Regions from separate parts of the Homo sapiens genome. Here region 1 is linked to region 2. The links are chromatin contacts, found by Hi-C or POLR2A ChIA-PET in ENCODE. All regions are on one chromosome and are shown on one strand. The core of a region is the stretch at or near the end of the contact, and the rest is flanking DNA. Distances in the headings are between cores, read along the strand shown. Region 1 holds the start of ZNF837 (zinc finger protein 837). Region 2 holds the start of ZNF749 (zinc finger protein 749).

What was found. Hi-C counts contacts between places; a loop is a spot of excess contacts on that map. ChIA-PET counts read pairs that join two places held with the same protein, here RNA polymerase II (POLR2A). Pooled maps may share reads with other maps.
Region 1: a loop to region 2 is called in a pooled map, with 13 times the contacts of the local background. The contact joins the promoter of ZNF837 here to the promoter of ZNF749 in region 2. A Hi-C loop is called at or near these places in 1 of 168 maps with a recorded cell type or tissue (naive thymus-derived CD4-positive, alpha-beta T cell), 1 of 37 single-sample maps with no recorded cell type and 11 of 50 pooled maps. POLR2A ChIA-PET finds 5 or more read pairs at or near these places in 1 of 52 experiments (CD8-positive, alpha-beta T cell).

What each region holds. Positions count from the first base shown.
Region 1 is chr19:58,379,451-58,382,441 of GRCh38, forward strand. ZNF837 (zinc finger protein 837) reads right to left here and starts at 1,580. Exons shown (of 3, transcript NM_138466.2): 1 at 1,491-1,580. RefSeq lists enhancers at 304-845, 662-891, 846-1,387, 922-981 and a silencer at 1,332-1,841.
Region 2 is chr19:57,433,311-57,436,769 of GRCh38, forward strand. ZNF749 (zinc finger protein 749) reads left to right here and starts at 2,015. Exons shown (of 3, transcript NM_001023561.4): 1 at 2,015-2,283. The coding sequence starts at 2,269. RefSeq lists enhancers at 1,600-1,899, 2,530-2,579.

The DNA of each region.
Region 1 (2,991 bases), core at 330-2,829, 950 kb after region 2:
AGGTGGGTGGCATTCCAGCCATGGACCCATGATCTGAGGCTGAGCACAGCAAACACAATCGAGGCTCTGGGTCCCAGGTCCCAGGAGCCCGTCCTTGATGGTGCATTACAGCTCTCCCAGGCTGTTCTTACAGTGACCTCCCACCTGCCCCAGGTGAGCATGCTTGCACCTGGGTGCTCGCCCAGCCTTTCTAGTTGTCCTTAGGGCTTCTGGTGTTGGGAACAGGATGCAGAGTTACCAATTTAGGGGGACTGAGAGGTTAACGTGGCCAAGGCTGAGCCCTGCAGAACTGCAGAGCAACAGCACACACAGGAAAGCTAGTGAGGTTCAACATCCTCATGGAGGTTGCACACGGCACAATGAGGTCTTATTTGCCCAAGAGAATGTGCAGGGAAGTCGCCAGGCACGGTGGTGCATGCCTGTAATCCCAGCTACTCGGGAGGCTGAGGCTGGAGAATCGCTTGAACCCGGGAGGCGGAGGTTGCAGTGAGCCGAGATCGCGCCACTGCACTCCAGCCTGGGCAACAAGAGCGAAACTCCGTCTCAAAACAACAACAACAACAACAACAACAAAAACAGAATGTGCAGGGAAGTCAACGTTGGTGGCTCTGAGGTGTGGAGGACACAGGCTAGTGCCCAGCTCAGCGTGGCTCCACCTCTCTGAGCCACAGACCAACCTCACCCACACTGACAGTCCCAGGGGACACAGACTCTAGCCCCTATGTCCAATTCTACACTGTGCACGCAATGGGAAGAACAGTGCATCATGCACTGTACAGCAGAAGAAATGTCCTCTGAGTGCAGGCACAGCTCCCTTCTGTGTCTGTCCTCCCGACAGTGCCTCCACCCTCAAGGATTAGCAAGCTTCAACCCTCGCAGGACATCCACTGTGTCAGGGCCAAACGGTGCTGCATCCTGCTCTAATAGTGAGTGAAGGAGGGGACCGCAGACAAGAAGAAATGAACAAGAGACCGTTTAAGAGAGAAAAAGACGTGAAGAACATCAGACAGGGAGCAGCGCGAGGGCGCCAGGGAGGGAGGCAGCGGATTCTTCGGGCCTCTGTGAAGAGGGGGCATGAAACCGGTCTGCAGACAAGGAAAGAGCAAAGTGCAAAGGCCAGGATGCGGGGGCAGAGACGGTAGGGAGGCCGGCGTCGGCCTCGGCTAGCAGGTGGGCTTGACTCCGAGAGCCGCAGGCCGCCAGGATGGGTCCCGGGCCTGGAGCCTCCCCTCGCGGGCTTCAATGACACCCAGCACGGAAACGCGGGGGCCAGAACTACAGAAGCCCGTCCCGCCCGGAACTCAAGGTCGCGAGTGCTGTGTGGCCGGTCCGGACCCGGAGCGCGAGGACCGGAAGTGCGCGGCGTCACGCCTCTGCCCCGGACCCCGCGCGCGGAGGTGGAGAGGGGACTGGGGTGGTGGCCGCGCTATGCGCCGGGAGGTCCCCGCCTCGCAGGCCGAGGTTGCGGGTCCGCGCAGAATGCCACTTACTCTCTGGAGGCGGCCCGCACGGGTCCCTGGTCCCCGCCCCGCATGCAGCGCGGAGCCGTCCTCCCGCCACCTCCGGGCCGCCGCGGCACTGAGGGACCCGGGCCACAGCAAGCGCAGGCGGGAACCCGCGCGGGGACTGCTGGGAAACGTAGTCCCGTCATGTCCCGCTTTGACGCTGCGGAGAAAGCGGTGTAGGGAGAGGCTTGGGCTTCGGTTATCATAGAAACAGAGGCCGGCTACACCTAAAAGGCGGGGCGTGGACCTAAGTCGTCGCCAAAGAAACGGCGTTCTGGACGGGGACGTAGGGTCCCGCCCATTCCTTCTCGTGAAAGCGGGTGACTGGTCATGATTATGATTGATAGCCTCCTCTCCCAATCTGATTTCTAAGAGGTCCCAACCCGGAACCGACTTGCGGTTCGCAGGCTCCCCTCGGGTGGGAGAGTTGGGCTGGGAAGCACCTGGGGAGCTCTGAAGTGTCTTGGTGAGCGCGTTGCGAGTCAGACCGATAACATCAGAATCTGGGACTGGGCCCGAGCATATGCGCGTCAAAACTCCTCAGTTAAGTCTATTTTTTTGTATTTTTTTTGGTTTGCTTTTTTGAGACGGGGTCTCGCTCTGTCGCCCAGGCTAATGCAGTGACACCATCACGGTTCACTGCAGCCTCGACCTCCTGAGCTCAAGCGATCCTCCTACTTCAGCCTCCAGAGTAGCTGTTAACAGGGGCGCGCGCCACCACGCCCGGCTAATTTTCTTTCTTCTCTCCCTCCCCCTCCTTCTCCCCCTCCCTTCCTCCTCCCACTATGTCGCCCAGGCTGGTCTCGAACTCCTGTACTGAAGCGACCCTCCCACCTCACCCTCCCGAATAGCTGGGACTATAGGTGGGAGCCACCATGCCTGGATAGTTTTTTTATTTTTATTTATTTATTTATTTTAGAGATAGGGTCTCCATATGTTGCCCAGACTGGTCTGGAACTCCTGGGCTCAAGCGATCCTCGTGTCTCAGCCTTCCAGAGTGCTGGGAGTACAGGCTTGAGCCACTGCGCCAGGCCCCTAGTCCGGCTCCTAGTTGATTCTAACACGTGCGGCCCCATTGGGGAACCACAGCCTCCCCAGCCCCTTTGGGTGTTGCTGACTCTACGGGCCCTCCCAGGTAGGATGAACTGGTCACGCCTCCTACCCATTTGTAACCCCCAGCTCTTGCCCCCATCTATTGTGTGGCTCCTGCCCTCAATAGGGACATCTAATTTTGTTGGCCAGTCCAGCACATATATTGCATGTAACGACCCAGTTTGCCCCACCTTTCTGCCTCCACTGCATCTGCTTCAGGGATGCTGGGACTGTTCCACTCCCTTTCTCCATCCTTTGGGTGTCTGCACATCGAAAGCCTTGTCAGGAGGTCTATCTCCCTGCCCAAGTACAAAACTCAGGGCTTACCAAGCTAATTGAGGGCGAGCAGGAGGCTGAAGGGCACTTGGAGGGCTGCCCGCCTTGTGGGTCCCTT
Region 2 (3,459 bases), core at 765-3,264:
TGTCTGGCTTCCTGGCCTTGTTGCTAGACATAGTATTCTGACTTGGGAGTGGTTACTGTAGATACCACATTAGATTTCTGAATGGGTTGGTGTAGATTATGGGTCAGAGTCAATTTTTATATTTGGTGTAGCCGTTGTCCATTTGTATAGCAAATTTCTCACACCTAAATAAGGAACTATCCACGTTAGTGGGATTTCTTATTTTTAACTGGTTATGTTGAAAATTAGTTTAATATTCATTAATTTCCCACAACCCTTTCAAAGGTTTGTTTTTGCCAGACCTTCAGTTGGGCAGAGTTAATTTTTCCTTTTTTTTTTTTTTTTAAACTGGTTGGCAAACTAAATTGTAACGCTTTGGCCAAAAAATAGCCCTTTCCTTTTCTGAATATAAAGAGAATGGGTTTTAATTTTTGGTCTTTTCTTTGTTCTTCCTTCACTAATCCTGCAGAAGAGACCATAAGGCATTATCCAAATCTTCATTTGTTGGGGGCATGGTTTTCAGGTAGTATTGCCACCACCTGATGGCAATACTATTGCTACTCAATTTTTCTCTCACTGCTACTCAATTGCAGTGAGAGAAAAATAGCTCTAAATGCCGACTTTTTGTAGTGCATTGTAAAAAGCTGAATAAAGCCAGGGACGGTGTCCTGTACCTACAGTCCCAGCTGCTCTAGAGGCTGAGGTGGGAAGATAGCTTTAGCTCAGGAGCTGAGGCCTTATCATAAGGCCTTATAAGACTACCTGGAGGCTTCATCTGCATGATATAACCTTGGTCTTCACAACCCCTTGTCTTTTTTTGTTTTTGAGACGGAGTTTCGCTCTTGTTGCACGGGCTGGAGTACAATGGCGAGATCTCGGCTCACCGTAACCTCCGCCTCCCGGGTTCAAGCGATTCTCCTGCCTCAGCCTCCCGAGTAGCTGGCATTACAGGCATGTGCCACCATGCCCGTCTAATTTTGTATTTTTAGTAGAGATGGGGTTTCTACATGTTGGTCAGGCTGGTCTCGAACTCCCAACCTCAGGTGATCCGCCCACCTCGGCCTCCCAAAGTGCTGGGATTACAGGCGTGAGATACCACGCCCGGCCCACAACCCCTTAACCCAGACAACCATTTCTACTGATTCCAGGTCTTTAGATACAAACTCTTTCAACCAATTGCCAATCGGAAAATCTTTGAACCCACCTGACCTGGAAGCCCCGCCCCTCCCTTCCAGTTGCGCCTTTCCAGAGGAATCCAATGTACATTTTACATGTATTGATTGATGTCTTACGTCTTCCTAAATTGTTAAAACCAAGCTGTAGATGGGCCACCCTGGGCATATGTTCTTAGGATATCTTGGAGCCGTGTCATGGGCCATTAGTCACTCATATTTGTCTCAGAATAAATCTCTTCAACTATTTCACAAAGTTCCACCCTTTTCGTCGACAGAAAGATATTCCTCCTTCAACTCTCCATCACATCCTGTGTGGGTCTTTTCTTTCTTGTCCCAACAGAAGCACACTAACGATCAAAAAAAAGTCTCCAGAGCCTCAGTATGTGTGTACTTGACAAGCACAAAAGAGCTGACCGCTATGAATGGAGGACCAGTTCATTATGGTCAGCCATGTCGCTTCTGATGTTCTTCCTTTCGGGACTTGCTGTGCTTCAGAGAATCTGAAACGACAGGTCTCTGAAATATTTCTCAGACTTGTCCTAGACTGCTCTCCGGGAAAATCTGGTTACTTGCAGTTTAGGAGTCAGCAAAGCCCCTCCACGTCCTTAAGAGCCCCGGAACTGCATTTCTTAACGCTCCTCCAGGAGCCTCCAGCTTTTTTCCGTAAGGTCCGCGCGCCCAGCATTGTGAGGCGAGGCAGGCAGCAGCGTGGGAACTACATTACCCAGAAGACACTGCGGGCGACACAGGCAGCAACGTGAGAACTACATTACCCAGAAGACACTGCGGGGGCAGGGCAGCGAGTGTAGCCATTGGTCTAGCAGAGAGACGACTAATGAGGTCTCAATTGTGTGGGCGGGACTTCTGGCGGCGCCCTCATGGTTGCGTTAGCATGGCTACCTAGGGATCTGTTCACTGATTTAGAGGGTCCCAGAGCTCTGGGTCGGGACTGAGGTGAAAGAGCGGAAAAACGCGAGAAGCGGTGTTCCTTCTACACAGAGGCTAGAGTGCGGATCGGCTGAGTCGGCTGCAGGCGCCCCTGCCTCCGTCAGCGTCCAGGTGACCGCCGTTCCCGCCCCGCTCTTCCCTGGGTGGACTGGAGGAGGCCGCGCCGATGAACCTGACCGAGGTGCGTGCAGCGTCCCAGGCCGCCCCGCCCAACCCCTCCTCCCAGTGCTGAAGTCCCAAGGAGCCGCCCTGCAGGTTAGGCCCTTGTGTCTCTAAGAGAGGGGCGTTCTTGTGTGGGGTGCCCGGGACTGGGACTGCGGTGCGATGAGGCGGGGGAGCTCCCGTCGGAGACCGACACGTCTCTGGGGCTTGGAGGCACTGCAGAACGGGCGGCACTGGGGAGCCCGAGCGTCTTTGTCTCCAAGGAGCAGAGGTTGAGGCGGAGTCTCCCCTGGAAGGGCAGTGGAGCCGCAGAGAGCCATAGAGGGCTGTGCAGGGAGGACGAATGGGAGGGTCACGCCCAGAGTTAGAAGTTTAAAGTTGGGGAAAACAGGATGTTGAACGGGGGCAGGGGGACCGCTGAGGAGACCCCTTGAGTTATGGTAGGGCTGGGCCAGAGGGGTTGCAGTAGAGGGGAGATGTGATGAGACTCTGGATGGATCTCAGAGATAGGGTCAACAGGATTTCCTGCTGCATCAAACATAGCTGTGAGGGAAAGTCGGTAGTGAATGGTGTCTTCCATAGGTTTTGTTTTGGCCTGAAAAATCTGAAAGAATGGAATTAGAGATATCAGCTTAAGGAGCGGGTTTCAGACAGAAGATCCTGGGTTGGATTTTGGGCGACATCACATGGGTAGGTGGACGTAATTTCCAAAGGTGAGGGAAGGTAGCTGGCCTGGAGCTTTAAATGAGTTAGAAGTTGTGCACTTGAGAAGTTGGCCTGTGGATCAGATTGAGAAGGAAGAATCCTACATCGTTTTTTCATATGGGCTGAGGTAGGGGAGGGCTCAGATTTGGAGGAAAGACCATGGTAGGGAGGGCATCTCTGATACTCCCTGCAGAAGGGAGCAGATATGGGCTAAGAGTCTGGTCTGTTTCTGTTGAAAAAGAGGCCTGGATGGATAAGGAGTTGCCCTGGAATACAGAGACTGAGGCATGAGATAATTGTAGTCACTCCACCCTTCTAACTCAGCTGGCCCTGAGGGCCACTCTTTAGGGAACAAGATAAGGCCATGCAGCAACTGGGTCCAAAACTGGGCAGGGCTTTCTCACATCCTCCACCACAGTTAAGGGCCTCCAGCAAGCTCCCTTTACTGCATTATATGGCAGGCTGACCTGTTTGCTGAACGGACCAGTAA